Linked DNA regions of Mus musculus: region 1 is linked to region 2. Evidence: chromatin loops called from intact Hi-C (ENCODE). Cell type or tissue: left cerebral cortex. All regions are shown on one strand. Links, peaks and the distances in the headings refer to the core of each region. The heading gives the core; the rest is flanking DNA.

Region 1 (8,343 bases), core at 14-8,013, 270 kb before region 2:
TGAAAGAAGGGTGATGGCTCTTACTGTCTAGGAAAAGACATTCCAAATGTAGTCATAAAAACAAATGTCTGAAAGTGCAAGTATGCAAGTTTACTAGTGTAGCCAATAGGAGAGAATTAGTGAGGGTTTGAGGGTCTTCAGTCTTTTTCATGATCGTACAGAACGAGAACAGTTGGCCAGTAGTTTACACTGTGAAGATGTTGAGCCTGAGCACCGGGAAACAGAGGCAGCCAGATCTGTGTGAACTTGAGGCCAGCCTGGTCTCCGGGGCTAGTTTCAGGTCTGTCAGGGCTATGCAGAGAAATTCTTTCTTGAAATACAAATAAACAAACATACATATAGAGAGAGGGAGGGATTCAGAGAAAGCAAAACTATAAACTGAATTACTTTCTTTTATTCTTGGGATGATGTATAAAGATAGATTGTGTTTTATTCATTTTGTTGGCGAGGCTGATCTTGAGCTCATGATGGTCTTGCTTCACCTGGGTGCTGGAAAAAAGGTGTGTGCCACCACACCCAGATAACTTGCCTTTTCCTTTATAATAGTTCTTAATAGGCCAACCATTGTATTTCTCTTCAAGTTATAGAACAGCACTCTTCTCACATTTTCTGTATTCTTTATCAGTGGTCAGTTTCTTTGTGATTTTAAATTTTTGTTAATTTTTTATATAATATATTTTAATCTTATTCTTTCAAACAAATAAGACAATCTTTTATTACTTGGCATATTAGTTTTCTCCAGGTTGCAAGCCTAAAACAGTTAGTGTCATATTTGGCTGGATTTAAATTTGATTAAAAGAGTTTTAAATAAAGGGAACTGGTTGTAGAGATGAAAGAATGTTATATGTGAGATTCAATTTGAAAGAAAAAATTCACCAATTCAGACAATAGTGGGGTATATTTTATTCAAAGTATTAATGAGTTCATTTTAATTGATGTAAGATTGCTGAGTAAGCTACTTCTGCAAGGTAACATACCCATGCAGTGTGGACAATGGATTCTCTGACACAAATTGTAGAGCACTTGCATTCCTTCATATACTTTTAAAATTGGTGACTTCTCTTTTAGCAATGACAGCACTGATGGAGAGCCAGAAGAAAAGAGACGGAAAGTAGCAAATGTTGTTATTAATCAGACTGCAAGTGATTCCAAAGTCTTGATAGATAATGTTCCAGAAAGTTCTTCCTTAATTGAAGAGGTATTTTGAAATTGTTTATAACTTTATTATTTTTAATTTTTAGCCTTATTTTTTATTTGTTTATGGATGTTTTGCTGCATGTATGTTTGTGTACCACTTGCATGACTGGTGTCCACGAAGGCCAGAAGAGGGTGTTGGACCCCTTGGAACTGAAGTCACAGACAGTGTGAGCTGTCATGGAGGTGCTGGAGACTGAACCTGGGTTCTCTGGAAAAACAGCCAGTGTTCTTAGTGACTGAGCCATCTCTCCAAGCCCTGTTTATAAGTTTTGTAAATGTATTCATCGAGATATTGTTTGCCAACAAAAGGAATTTTTAAAAAGATTTTTTATTATATGTAAGTACGCTGTTGCTGTGTTCAGACACACCAGAAGAGGACATCAGATCTCATTACAGATGGTTGTGAGTCACCATGTGGTTGCTGGGACTTGAACTCAAGACCTCAGGAAGAGCAGTCAGTGCTCTTAACCGCTGAGCCATCTCTCTAGCCCTGAAATTTTATTAGTAAATGTCTTACACTTCTTTAGTAAAACATTTAAAAATCTTAAAGCCTTGTTACTTTTTCTAATGCTACAAGTAAACATACGTTTTTGACTTTCTTAAATTGTTAAATCTTGAATCCAAAGCTTTGATCTAATAGTAATTTGTATCTTTCTTATTTAGACAAATGAATGGCCTTTGGAAAGCTTTTGTGAAGAACTTTGCAATGACCTTTTTAATCCCTCCTGGGAGGTAAGGCATCTTCCTCTCAGGCAAAGATAGGAATCTTATTAGGAAACCTATTTTCCATCAGGTCTCTTAGGACTTGTATATTGTATATTTTTTTCATTCATTCATATTCCTTCTCTCCCTCTCCCCCTCCCTCCCTCTTCCTCGGTGTCCTGTCCCCATGTGTATGTGGTCGTTCCCTCCCTCCCCCTTGGTGGAGGGGTTTGAGACAGGGTATCGTCTCATCATGTAACTGGCTGACCTGACCTCAGTATGTAGACCTGGCCTTGGACTCACAGAGGAGCTTCTGCCTTTGCCTCCTGGGTGCTAGGATTAGACGTCTGTCTTAGTCAGGGTTCTGTTCCTGCACAAACATCATGACAAGAAGCACTTGGGAGGAAAGGGTTTATTCGGCTTACTCTTCCACACTGCTGTTCATCACTAAAGGAAGTCAGGACTGGAACTCAAGCAGGTCAGGAAGCAGGAGCTGATGCGGAGGCCATGGAGGGATGTTCTTTACTGGCTTGCTTCCCCTGGCTTGCTCAGCCTGCTCTCTTATAGAACCCAAGACTACCAGCCCAGAGATGGCCCCACCCACAAGGGGCCTTTCCTCCTTGATCACTAATTGAGAAAATGCCTTACAGTTGTATCTCATGGAGGCATTTCCTCAACTGAAGCTCCTTTCTCTGTGATAACTCCAGCTGTGTCAAGTTGATACAAAACTAGCCAGTACAAAGTCAATGGCACCACACCAGGTTTGACTTCTAAGTAGAAGTTTTTAGATTTTTTTTTAAACCTTTTTTTCTTTAAATTATATTCTGAAGCAAATTGTTCATTTCTTCTTATTATTTTGGCTACTGTAAAGACTTACTTGTATTTTTCTGATAAACAGTAAAAAACCTTTCTTTTCCTTTGAAAATGAACAACTTTGGGGGAGTAGGATGACAATCTCATGGTAGTCCACACTGTCCTTGAACTTGTGGTATTCCTAACTCATCTTCCTTAATTCTGGGATTACAAGTGCTCACTCCTATATTATGTCTGTAGCGGGCACTTTTGATCTACCAAGAAAGTAATCTCAGGGTCTAGAGGTACAGAAGCATATACTTGGGCTCAAACCTGAAGATCAACCCCTGACTCCCCCCAAAAATCAGCATGGTATAGCTGTAGACAGCAGTAGTTTTCAAACCAGTTTCAGAGGTAGTTAAGCCTCCGAAGTATTTCTTTTTTTGTTTGTTTGTTTGTTTGTTTGTTTTTTCAAGACAGGGTTTCTCTGTATAGCCCTGGCTCTCCTGGAACTCACTTTGTAGACCAGGCTGGCCTCAAACTCAGAAATCCGCCTGCCTCTGCCTCCCGCGTGCTGGGATTAAAGGCATGCGCCACCACCGCCCGGCTCCAAAGTATTTCTTAAAAGAAAATTTCAAACCTGTCCCAGTATGTCGGAAAGTAAAATGAAGCTTCGGATTGAATTATTGCTTGGTTATCCCAAATCTTTAGTTGGCCCTTGAATTCAACAAACAAAACAAACCTGTAGGGTGTAGTTTCTTCCACTCCGCTTTAATGCTTCTGGGCAGGCTATGCTACCAGCTACCCACCCAGGTTCTCTTGGATCTGTAGATGAAAGACATACACACATTAGCTCATTGTTAACCTGCCTTACTGACTCAGTTGCTGGGTTCTTCTACAATCTTCTGCCGCTAGCATGCCCTTCTCTTTACTTCTAGCTCAACACCTCTAAATCTTCCCTCAGCTTAGTTGCTCTGTTACCTTCTATGAAGCCCATTGGTTTTGCTGCCCAAGACGCTTTCGGGCTGCCTTTATTGGATTTCTTTCCCTTTCTGCCTACATTTTGGAAGATATTCCCTGCAGCTCTGAGACTGTTCCATTACCCCCACCCCCAGTATATCCATTCTCCTCTTCCTGCCCTCTCCTCTCTCCTATCCTGTGGGAACCTGGAAGTCCCGCCTCTTTCTTTCTACCCAGCCATTGGCCACTGGCATCTTTATTGATTGATCAAGAACTAATTGGGTGAGCTGGGCATGGTGGGTACACGCCTTTAATCCCAGTTCTCCGGAGGCAGAGGCAGGCGGATTTCTGAGTTGGAGGCCAGCCTGGTCTGCAAAGGGAGTTCCAGGACAGCCAGGGCTACACAGAGAAACCCTGTCTTGAAAAACCAAAAAAAAAAAAAAAAAAAAAAAAAGAAAAGAAAAAGAAAAAGAAAAAGAACTAATTGGGTGTCAGAGCATCAGAACCACTCCCCTGCACAAACCTGCTTTGAGCCCTGAGATGTAGCTCATTTGTAGAGCACTTTGCTTAGCATGTACGAGATCCTGCCTGGCTGTGATCCTCAGAGTGGAAAAAAGGAGAGGGGAAAAGAAAAGCGTGGGTGGTGGATGGTGAGTCTTTTAGGATTAAATCTTAGCTCAGAGAGCATTTTAAATAAATGACTATAGTATATAGTACAGACTTTCTTTCCTTTCATCTAAGAACAGATCCTCACCTCTGAGAATGCTGATTGATCTACCAGATATAAGAAAGCACCAGTCATTAGACAGTTTATGTGAATTCTCTTCTTTTGGCACTTGACTACTTTTTGGGTTTTTTGTTTTTTGCACTTCTAAAATATTGGTATTTGGGCTATACAGAAACATTTCTTTTCCTTTCTGTTTAGTTCTGAGTCTAAGTACAGACTAGGGATAGAAATGAAAGCTAGGTGCATTTATATCCTAGAGTTAGAGAAATAACTGTTTTGTTGTTCAACTTTGAAAACCTTCCATAAGTGAAATTAATAAAGGTACTGTTTATTTTACTTTTCTTGTATCACAGTACAAAATGCATGTTATTTAAAAACATGATTACTGGCCAGGTGTGGTGGCACACACCTTTAGTCCCAGCACTGGGGAAGTAGAGCAGGCTAGTCTTTTGTGAGTTCTTGGCCAACCTTGTATACATAGCAGCTTCAGCTCAATTAGGGTTACAAAGTAAAACCTTGCTTGAAAGACTGACAGGGGCACATGATTATGCTTCAATAGATACTTCTGTAGCATCAACTGTGACTGCAAAACATTTTCATATTAATGAAAAATTGACTTGGCTTCTTTAAACATTTGGCACCTGATGTTTGCTTCTTGTGTTTTTTTAGGTTCGACATGGGGCAGGTACTGGACTCAGAGAAATTCTTAAAGCTCATGGGAAAAGTGGTGGTAAAATGGGAGACAGCACTTTAGAGGAGGTAAGTATATTAAGCCTATAATTTAATTTGGTAGTTGGTCTCTCTTTCCAATTTAGGGGAAAGTGACAAAAGTTATGTAACAAAGTTGGAATGCAAGGTGAGTAAGAAGAAGAGCTATGAATAGGTAAAAAAAAAAAAAATTCAAGTTTATTGTTATAGAATCAGTTTAGAGAACAGAGATCTTCAGAAACACTAGAGTGGAAAAATTGTAGAAAGAAGAGCATTTGAGCAGGATAATGCAATAGAGAGTAAGATAAATAAAATAATACTGGTTACCAGCAACATTAGTGTAGTACACTGGAAATAGCACAGATAGCAGAAGACCTGGCACAGAGTAACCTTAAGTAATTCTTTTTCTTCTGTTTTCTTGGAGGTGTGGGATGTTTTGAGACAGTCTTACTGTTTAGCTATGGCTGGCTTGGAATTCCCTGTGTACCTTTCTAGCCTGGAACTCACAGAGATCTCCCTGCCTCTGCCTCCTGAGTGCCCAGCTTGTAATTTGTGTTTTTTAAGAGTACAGGAACATAATAGGAACTATGAATATAAGAATTTTGACGTAGGGCTTCTGAATATAATTATCAAAGATGACATGATTACATTTAAAGATGGTATATAGAATTCTTACGTGGTTTGGTAACTTCTTTCTACTAAGATAATATGTCCTAATATTGTGTGTGTACGTGTTGTGTGTATTTTTCCCTCCATTTTTGGACTGAACAGCTCACTCTCTCCCTAGTACAGAGTTGATTTTTACCTATTGTTAAAAATGATTGTATTTTAATAGATGATTCAGCAGCATCAAGAGTGGTTGGAAGACTTAGTCATTAGACTCCTTTGTGTTTTTGCGTTGGACAGATTTGGAGACTTCGTTTCTGATGAAGTAAGTACCATCTGAGTGAAGCTTTGTCCAGACTGTAAATTCTACATCAGTAAATTTCCTGCATATGTAACTCCTTTCTATTCTGAAGGTTGTAGCGCCAGTTCGTGAGACTTGTGCTCAAACGTTAGGTGTGGTTTTAAAGCACATGAACGAAACAGGAGTTCATAAGACAGTGGATGTGCTGCTGAAATTATTGACACAAGAACAGTGGGAAGTTAGACATGGTGGTCTTCTGGGAATAAAATATGCTTTGGCAGTTCGTCAGGTAACTAACTCAGTTTTTGAAAGGGATTTTTCCCTTTTGGATGTCTTGTTTGTTGTGATGTTGGGATGGGTATGCTTGATCGCTTGTTTGTTCCTTTGTTTTATGATTTCCCTATTTATCTCCAGCTAGCCTGGAACTTGCTATACCTCAGAATTGCAGAGATTTTTCTGCCTCTGCCTTTTCTTTTTCCTCGTGGATTCTAAGATTGTGTATGTCATCATGCCAGGCTCAAGCTTGCCTTCTTGAGAAAGTGTCACAAAATTGGCGATGTTCATAGATTTTACAGAGAAGTCCAAAGATGGTTATTTACATTGTTGCAACTCATTCAGTGTATTTCATAGTTCTTTAATTGTTTGAACTCATTTAAATATTGAATACATGGTCTTAGGATGTGAGATAAGTTATACAGGAGATACATATTCAGATGATATAGACAGGAAACATACAGCACGGATCAAAGCAGGCAGTCTATACAGTCATGTACTTTTTATATTATTCACCAATGTTTTTCTTTGTTTATATTTTATAAGAAGCCTGAGAAAAGCAGGATAAGGTAGCCTTATTATTTTCACATAGGAAAACAAGTTCTAAAAAGTTAGAAGCCTTGTTTAAGGCTGTACCAAAAGTCAAAACCACATGACATCTTTTCTTTTTTTAACAGAGTGTTTTATAATCCAGTGCTTGTTCCATTGTCAGGCTTCATCCTGGAGTTCGAGGCCAGCCTGGTCTACAGAGTGAGTTCCAGGACAGCCAAGGCTACACAGAGAAACCCTGTCTTTAAAAAAACCAAAAACCAAAAAAAAAAAAAGTTATTTGTCTTGTAAAACTAATTTTTAAAAATTTTATTTTTTGTTGGTCTTCTGACAGTAAACTGACTCAGCTCTTGAGAAGCAGTTCTCTTTTGTTTTTATAACTTTTAAATTAATTTTTTGTTACTGTACAAAGAATTGGGTCTAATTTTGGAATTTTCATATGTATTTTTACTTTATAAAAAGTTTATTACAGTGTATAAGAGGCTCCAGGAGAACATTTTATTATGATTATAGGTGGAATTCAGATGTTTAGATAGGAATTGGGTGGGCCATCATCACCTTAGATACAAGAAACAGCTTGCTTTTTGTCAGAGTTTTGTAATTCCACCTCTGGCCAAAGGACCCTTCTCATGGATTCAGCTTTTATTTTACCTCCATGAGATTCTTCTGCTATTATTATTATTATCATCATCATTATCATTATTATTATTTCTGACTAAACATTTTATCTGTCTTGTTCACATTCTTAGCTTGTTTCTTGGGCTGTTTCAGGGAGCTTCTTTTTGCTGCCTCTGTGGTCCATCTTCCTGCAGAAGTCACACTTACATTCTTCTTCATAGCTGAATAGGTTTTTTTCTATTTTGTATGTGTAACACATTTTCTTCCCTCCTTAATATATTGATGAAATATAGGCTGGGGCTATATCTTGGCTACTGTGAATACTGTATCAGTGATCACAGATGTGAAGATGTCTCTGGTATGCTGACTTACTACAGAGTTGTCACCCTTCATGTAATGCGTGACAGGGTTTCTTACTGAATTGGAAGCTCACCTCTTTGACTAGACTGTCTAGCCAGTAAGCTCTTAGAAGCCTTCTGTCTCTCACCAATAATAATGGCATGATAGGCACACACAGGTATGCCTGGCTTTAAAAAACAATGTGGGTGGGTGTGTAGGTGTTGGGGATTTGAATTCAGGTCTTCATGTTTGGGTAGCAGTTGCTTTTAGTGAGAGTCTTAGTATATGATCACAGGAGTAGCCCAGAGAAGCTAGCCTTAATGGGGGAAAATGAAGAGATTACATTGCAATAAGGAGAAGCTGAAGAATGTGGCTTTTCTTCTCATCTCTCTCATATCTCCTTGCCAGTGATATTGAAGAAAATAAATGCAAGCTAAGGGTCTTGACAGGGACATACATATGTATTTGTGTTTACACATAGCATTTATAGACCTACTAAAAACTGTTCTGGTATTTCAAGTTACATCCATAAATATTTGGATTCTTTCTCAAGTGGGATTGTTTATGCAGT
Region 2 (8,343 bases), core at 154-8,153:
TTTTAAGGTTTGTTTCCATTTTACTTTTAGATGTCAGTGTGTAGGGTATGCACAAGTGAATGTGGGTGGCTGCAGAGGCCAGAGGTATCGGATCCCCTGGAGATAAAGCTACAGGCGGTTGTGATGCTGAGAACCGAACTTAGGTTTGGTTCTGTAAGAGCAATAGATGCTCTTAACCACTGAGCCATCTCTCCAGCTCCTAGAAGATGATTTAAGACATGAAGAATAGTGCTTTGAGTGCCTTACATTTCTCTTTGTGTGCTTTATTCAGTTCTCAAGGCTTTAGCATCTACACATACCTCTGATTCTATTGTTTTTTAAGTCATGTTTTGGTGGTGGTGGTGGTGGTGGTGGGTGGTGTGGTGTGATCATGCCATATCACACTCTATGTATCAGAGATCTGGGAAGTCTGTCCTCTCCTCCCATTTTGAGGTCCGAGGATTGAAACTGTCTCTTGTGCAGAAAAGCTTTTAGCCACTGAGTTATCCCACCAGGACATACCCCTGATTTAAAACTGATGTGGGTGTTTTCGTATTGTTTTTGGTTTGGTTTGGTTTGGTTTTTTGAGACAGAGCCCCCAGATCTAGCTGGCCTTGAGCTAACTCAATGTTACCTAAAACTACCCTTGAACTCCTGGTCCTCCTGCTTCTACCTCCCAGAGTGCAGATTACAAGTATGACCACACTCAATTTTAAGTTTGATGTCATTCTTTCTTTATTGCATTGCATTGATTGGCAAGGGTATGTGAGGATGTCTGTATAAGAGAAAGAGAGCAAGAATGTGAAGATAAGAGGACAATCTACAGAAACCCATTCTCTACCTCTACCATGTGCGTCCCTGGGGTTGAAAGAAGGTCATTAGACTTAGCAGTAAGGTCCCTTTATCTGCTGAGCCATCTCAGTGGAACGGATGTCATTCCCTTTCGAGTGATACACAGTAAATACAAATCTTTAGAGGTAAAATAACTCAGTGGATTTTTAAATACATGTACATTCCATATATAACTGCAACCTCCTCCACACTGAGCAACTCCCTAGAAGATGTTCAATTAAGCAAGATGACATCAGACTAATCCCACCCCTTGGGAAGTTGAGGCAGGATGATTTTTGTGCATTCAAGGCCAGCCTGGGATACATAGCAAGTTCAAGAACTATGTAGCAAGTTGAAGGCCAACTAAGGGCTAGGAGCGTAGCTTGTAGTAGAGTGCTTGCTTGTCTAGCATTTGTAAAGCGGCCCCGCCCCCATTACAACCCTGAGCATCATAAAAAGTGCCCCTCCACACCTCCTCTGCTCTCCCCAGCTACATCTGTCTACAGTCTTACAAACTTTAGCCACTCCAGTGATAGAGTGAGCCTTCCATTATGGCAATGTAATTCTTTTTAGTTTTTAAAATCATGTGTATATATGGATGTGGAGAGGGTATGTGAGTGCAGATGCCTGCAGAGTCCAGAAGACAGAATCGAAGCACCTGAAAGCTGGAGTTACCGGCAGTTCAGAACTGTTCACTGTGAGTGTTGGGGACTGAACTTGGATCCTCTATAAGAGCAGCACAAACTCTTAACCACTGAGCCATCACTTGGCCCCTTCTGGGGTTTTTTTGTTTTGTTTTTGTTTTTTAGCTTTTTAAAAAGATTTATTTATCCTATGTATGTGATTATACTATAGCTGTCTTCAGACACACCAGAGGAGAACATCCTGTCCCATTAGAGATGGTTATAAACCACCATGTGGTTGCTGGGAATTGAACTCAGCACCTATGGAAGAGCACTGTGCTCTTAACCACTGAGCCATCTCTCCAGCCTGCTCCTTCTGTTTTTTAAGGATGGCCAAATATAGTGTATTGAAAAATATAGTAAAAGCTACTGCCATGTATAAGCAAACAATTTAGTCTCCTTGTTTCTAACACATAGGTACATGCATATGTAAAAGTATCTTTTATTTGCCCGATGTAATTGTTGACTTAAGACAGCAGGTTAAAGCATTTAAGAATCCTTATTAAAGTAGGTTTTTGAAAAATCAAAGCCTACAAAGAAAAGATAAAAACTTTCCATTATAAAAATTGATTCTTTAATCTTGATCACCAACTAAGTAGATCCTTGAAGGAATTCTTCAGACTGAAGAGAAAAATAAATCCATCCATAAGGCCACAGGAAAAACAAACCATACTAGGATAATAGCTAAGCAAGAGAGAAAGAGGGGGGAAAACAAACAATGCAAACTAAAATAGTTTTTAAAAACTGACAGGAATGAATACACACCTTTCAATAATAACTGTGAATATTAATGATATCAATTCCCTTAGTGAAAAGACACAGAGGGATAGATTAGATCAAAAACAAAAACAAAGGCCGGGCGTGGTGGTGCACGCCTTTAATCCCAGCACTCTGGAGGCAGAGGCAGGCGGATTTCTGAGTTCGAGGCCAGCCTGGTCTATAAAGTGAGTTCCAGGACAGCCAGGGCTACACAGAGAAACCCTGTCTCAAAAACCAAAAAAAAAAAAAAAACAGGCACCATCTGTTTGCTGCCTCTAAGAAAGTGCACCTTATCACAAAAGACAGACATTACTGTAGGGTAAACGACAAGGAAAATGTACTCTAAGCAAATGGACCTAGGAAGCAAGCAGATGTTGCTGTCAAAATAGGCTTCAATCCAGAACCATTGAGAAGAGATAAAAGCTACTTTATACAGATGACGTGAACCGTCCATCAAGAGGACGTTACAATTCTAAACAGGTTGCTCCAAACACCGGGGCACTCAGTTTCACGAGACAAGTACGACTAGTTGTAAATCACCTATTAACACCAGCCCCGTATAGCCAAACCTATTACTTAGATGGTTAATTTAAAAATACATTTTTCCCTATACTGATTGGAGCATGGTCAAATTCCCAGTGACCAGCCCTTTATATATATATGTGTGTGTGTGTGTGTGTGTGTGTGTGTGTGTGTGTGTGTGTGTATAATATGGAGTCCCCCCCACCGTCCGCCCCGTCAAGTGAAGTGTAAGGAGCTACACTTCAGCATCTTTATCACAACTTTTAAGAACTCTCTTCTATAGCTTCCTGTTCTGGACTGTTTCTTTTGGCGGGGTAGAAAGAGATTGTCACAGAAGCCTTCTATGTTTCTCATTCTCAGTTATGAGTCTGCAGTCATTGATACCAAAAACAAATACAGAGCATTCCATAAATTTCGTGACATCCTTGTGTAGGGGTCATGCTAATCTTTGTATCATTCCAATTTTAGCATGTGTTCTGCCTAAGCAAATATATATATAAATATATAAAACAAAAATAATAAATTTATTTTATATCTAAGAAATTTTATTATATTTAATATTATATTTAAAATATTAAGAACAGTAATTTGAATGAAAACTAATGGACAATGCCGTTCTCTGAAGACATGGGTTATACAATGAAATTCAACGACTTCCACTACCCGTGGTACTTTGCACGAAGCCTGGTGCAGGACTACCGGCCTTGGGCGTGCTTCAGCATCATCTGCAACCACATGCGCTTCCACTGTAAGGAAGTGCACGGGCTGGTGCGGGCTGGTGCGGCCGAGTGCCTTCATCACCGTCATCCGTGACCCTGCTCGTCTCTAAGAGTCTTCCTTCCACTATTTTGGATCCGTGGTGCCGCTCACCTGGAAGCTGTCGAGCCGCGACATGCTGGCCGAGTTCCTGCAGGACCCCGATCGCTACTACGATCCGAGCAGCTACAACGCTCACTACCTCCGCAACCTGCTCTTCTTCGGCCTGGGCTACGATAGTAGCCTGGACCCGGGCAGCCCGCGAGTGCAGGAGATCCTGGGGGTGGAGCGCCGCTTCCACCTGGTGCTGCTGCAGGAGTACTTGACGAATCCCTGGTGCTGCTCCGGAGATGTTGTGTTGGGACCTGGAGGATGTGCTGTACTTCAAGCTCAATGCACTGCGCCACTCGCCGGTGCCGCGACTCTCGGGAGGGCTGTACCGCCGAGCCACCGCTTGGAACCTGGCTGGACGTGCGCCTCTACCGTCACTTCAACGCCAGCTTCTGGCAAAAGGTGGAGGCCTTTGGATGTGAGCGCATGGCCGGCGAGGTAGCCGAGCTGCGCCAAGCGAAGGAGCACATGCACCGCATCTGCATAGATGGCGGTCAAGCGGTTGGTGCAGAGGCCATCCAAGACTCGGCCATTCAGCCCTGGCAGCCCCTGGGTGTCAAGTCCACCCTGGGTTACAACCTCAAGAAGAGCACTCTGCCGGCGCATGCTCACGCCCGAAATCCAGTACCTGTCTGACTTCGGTGCCAATCTCTGGGTCACCAAGCTCTGGAAGTTCCTTAGGGACTTTCTAAGGTGGTGACATACCCTGCCCACCTCCTATTTGGCTTCCTTATGCAGAAAGGCTAGGCAGGGAGCCTCTGGCACCTGGCCTTCCTCAGCCATGTTTAGTGCCACCCTGGGGTTCCTAGGGTCATAGCTGTCTGGGACTGGTCTCTCTGCATGAGAGGGCCTAATCGAGAGGTATTTAACAAGTTGTGCCATTTTTTATTAAATTCCCCTTTATTTCCAGCTTCCTCTTACAAGATAGACCCAGAAGTAAATTTGGGAAGGAAGGAAGGAAAGAAGGAAGGAAGGAAGGAAGGAAGGAGGGAGGGAGGGAGGGAGGGAGGGAGGGAGGGAAGGGAGGGAGGGAGGAAGGAGGGAGGGAGGGAGGGAAGGAAGGAAGGAAGGAAGGAGAAGGAAATTAATTCTCATAGAATACCTCCCTAGGAGTTACCCCAAAGGTCTCCAAAACAACACAGGCTACTGCCATTTCTCTTGGTTGTTCACTATAACTATATGTTAAGAGCCTATTGCTGAATACACTACATACTTTCTCTATGAGACATGGAGAAATCAGTATGGAACTGACTGAGAAACGTCTTCCCTCCTGGATAGCTTTCATAGTGCTGGAGCGTACCATGCAAACCTCTGGGGAGACATGACAATAAAGGTCTTACTGTATGCAGGACCCTGCACGCTGCAATGCTGACTTAGCAGGCAAAATGGGGTCTGTTGCCTCAGAAGGGGCACAATTTAAGTCACCAACCACCTTCTGACCAGCTTTGAAGCCTGTTCCACCAGAGAGAATTCATGCCCTGTACTGTAAACACAGCCAAAATCTAGTCTAGGAAGGTCATAGACCCTATGGGATAAACCTACTACTGTTGTTTTGCTAAGTGTATCCACATGTGTAGGGCATGTGGGACTGTGCAACCAGACAGACATAAGAACTGGCAAGGCTGAGTGAGCTCAGACCCCAGCAGTCTCTGAGATCTGAGATTGGCGGGAGTGGAGCTACCTGTCTGTGTAACTGCTCTGGGACATGTAACCATGACACCCCACTGAGAGGACCACTGGCAGTCAGTCACATAAAGTAACAGCTGGAGTTCTCCACGCTAACGAGGTACCCTCAGCAATGAATTTCCTTTCCTGGGTATTCCTTCCCCACAAAAGATATGTAATCCCTGGTTCACCCCGAATATAAAGTGTATGTATTTATATTCACCATCAAATAAACCAGTATAAAAAAGCAAGGACCATCTCAGAGAGCTGGTCCTCTTTAAGGATCACTGTGGGGAAGGCCTTCAACTAAAGAGCCGTGCCTATGACTCCCGAGAAGTCTTTCTTCCCTCCAGCCCCGCTGGTACACTCAACCCTAGCTCCTAATGGAACCACATTCTGCTCGGCCCTGTCCTGGGTTCTACCTCCCTTCTCTGCCTAACGGGCAGATGCCCCAAGGGGAGAAAGATAGACTGCAGACCCCGGATTCCTGCCTCCCTCTCCTTGCTGTAATGCTGATGGTGGAAACCACTGTGGACTCCCTGTTTAGGACTTTGCCCTGCCCCCTTCCTGGCATCTTGCCAGCGGTGCCAACGCACCCACAATGGAGAAGCAGGATGTAGTACAGCAGTCATGTTGTGAGATTGCTTCTAAATATTTACATCTGTATCCACAGATTAGTGCTACTCTCAATCTTTAGCCAGAAAAGTTTGATTTTACCATGAGTAGCCGTTAATACAGACTCATAAGTGGTCTACGTGGTGATAAAGTGATTGTGCGTGCTTAGTCCTAAATAGTATATCCATATACAACCTCACTATAGGGTTCAGAGAACGTTCTGGAAGAGGAGAGAAAAAGAATGAGAGAGCGAGAGGATCGGTAAGAGTGCTGCGAGTTACTGTCTTTTAGATATAATATGGCTATCACACTCACGAACTCAAAGCACCTATAGTTATCTGCACAGCATCAAGAGTTCCTCATGAGGCCATACCCCTAGCTGAAGAAATATTAGCAGTTGACAGCTTTTGGGAAACAGAGTTTTTTCTGTGAGGATGTGTGTTGCAGGATATTTGATCACACCGTGAGCCCCGAGATTGTGTTATTTACTGGAAAAAAAAAAAACTTTTTTCAGTTATGGTGTGGCTCAGCCTTAGCACACACCTTTAATCCAAAAACTTCCTGCTTGAATATTTATTGTAAACATAAAGTCAACCATAGGTCAAGAGATGGAGCAAGCCACAAATTGAAGGGAAGTGAACATAAGATTACTAAGAAAAAAAACACAGAGAGTAAGAGAGAGTGAGGAGGATGGACGGAGAGACGCATGGGAAGTAGAAGAGAGGGACCTTCAGTTTGAAGGAGGTTGTTTGAGAGAGGGGGTGTTCCTGGGGGGGACATCAGCTGAGGAAGAAGGTCAGCTGGGTGCTTTCTCTGCCTCTCTGAGCTAGCAGGCTTTCACCCCAGCATCTGGCTCTCGAGTCTTCATTGGAAAAAAAATCAAACAATTGAGATTTTGTTAAAATCAACAGATGTGACCTAGGTTGCCTCTGCTCATGTGGATGGCTCCACATGTGCATTCTGCCAGCACTAATTGGACTCACTGAATTATAAAAGACAAAGATAAAAAATAGGAGTGAGGAGAGGAGGAGGAGAAGGAAAAGGAGAAGTAAGGAAGAAGATGTGTTGGTTTGTCTAGGATATGTTAGGGGAAGTGGGGTGGATATGATAAAAATACATTGTATATGAAATTATCAAAGAATAAATAAAAAGGTTTTAAAATCAATCTCTTAGCTGAAAGGTTTTCCCCTCTCTGAGGTCCTGGGGATTGAATCTAGAGATAGCTTTCATGGTCTGGTATGCTGACTAGTTTTTATGACAACAGCAGTTAGAGCTATTTGGGAAGGGAGAGCCTCAGTTAACATAACGTTCCCACCAGGTTGGGCTGTAGGTAAGTGTATGGGGTATTTTCCTAATTGATAACTGATGCGGGAGGGTGGTGCCACTCCTGGGTTGGTGGATCCGGCTGCTTTTGAGAAAGCTGGTTGAACAAGCCATTTGAAACAAACCTGTAAGTAAGCACTCCTGCATCAGGCGCAGGCGCTGACTCCAGGGTCCTGCCCTGCTGAAGTTCCTCTTTCAACCTTCCTGAATGATACATAATACAAAATAAACCTTGCTGCCACAACTTTGTTTTTTGTTTGTTTGGTTGGTTTTTGGTTTCTTTGTTTTGTTTTGTTTTGTCACGTTTTATCACACTAGTAGCAACCTAAAGACATTTGGGAAACTGAGGCAAGGAGACCATGTCATTTAGACTTTCTGCCTTACATCATCAGAAACCAAGACAGGCTGATTTAGGTGATGTCTAAGGCAGGGAGGGATGCTGAGAGCTGGCGTGGCTCCTCCTCCTGTGTTGGCTGGAGAGTTTTGGACCAGAGCTAGCGGGATCAGGAGGTGGAGACAAGAAACCAGTCTAAGAGCAGGCACATCTAGCCAGCGTCTGCCTTGTCAGAGTTTTCAATATGCTGTACAAATTCCAGTTCGAGGAGGAACAAAGTAATTGCCAAGTGCCTGAGGAAGAAAACAGCCCGGCAGCCCTGGACATGTAAGAGTTGCCGAACCTTGAGCGCCACCCTGGGCTTACCGAGTTGAGAACTGTGCACGTTATCAGTTCAAAACACACGAGCACCGCCCCCCCCCCAGCCCCCGCCATTTTCCCCATGGGGAGGAGCTGATAATCCCAAAACAGCAGCCCTGAGTACTGGTGTGTTTATAAAAAGATAAAGAGAAGAGGGGATATGTTTGGTGGGGGTGTAGTCAGGTGTGGGGGAAGGGAGTGTCTCCACGGGCCCATGCTGAGGCATCCCTTCCCCCTAAGGGACCAGTCACAGAACGATGTAGTATAGAATAGTTTATTCAGGGCATGGGGAGGGGAGTTAAGAGGGTAGTATGGGTGGAGAAAGGGAGAGAGAGAGAGAGAGAGAGAGAGAGAGAGAGAGAGAGAGAGAGAGAGAGAGGAGAGAGAGAGAGAGAGGAGGAGAGT

The links. Hi-C counts contacts between places; a loop is a spot of excess contacts. Peaks named below come from ENCODE experiments on the same cell type or tissue, not always from the same donor. Only the 100,000 strongest peaks of a DNase experiment are listed, where the experiment ranks them.
Region 1: it touches region 2 in a loop (3-fold over the local background); 14 of 42 quality-filtered maps call a loop at or near these places.

Annotation. Positions count from the first base shown.
Region 1 is chr19:36,960,571-36,968,913 of GRCm38, forward strand. It overlaps Btaf1 (B-TFIID TATA-box binding protein associated factor 1), which reads left to right. Exons shown (of 38, transcript NM_001080706.1): 7 at 1,069-1,198; 8 at 1,861-1,929; 9 at 5,048-5,137; 10 at 5,922-6,017; 11 at 6,106-6,282. Among named protein-coding and RNA genes, the nearest start is that of Btaf1, 39 kb to the left of the region's middle. In left cerebral cortex, for the core only: no CTCF peak of the experiment used is centred there; a DNase peak (open chromatin) is centred at 4,231.
Region 2 is chr19:37,230,221-37,238,563 of GRCm38, forward strand. It overlaps Gm25268 (a small nuclear RNA gene), which reads right to left and starts at 3,264; the gene lies at 3,162-3,264. It also overlaps the pseudogene Gm9056. In left cerebral cortex, for the core only: no CTCF peak of the experiment used is centred there; DNase peaks (open chromatin) are centred at 3,544 and 3,845; H3K4me3 peaks cover 819 bases.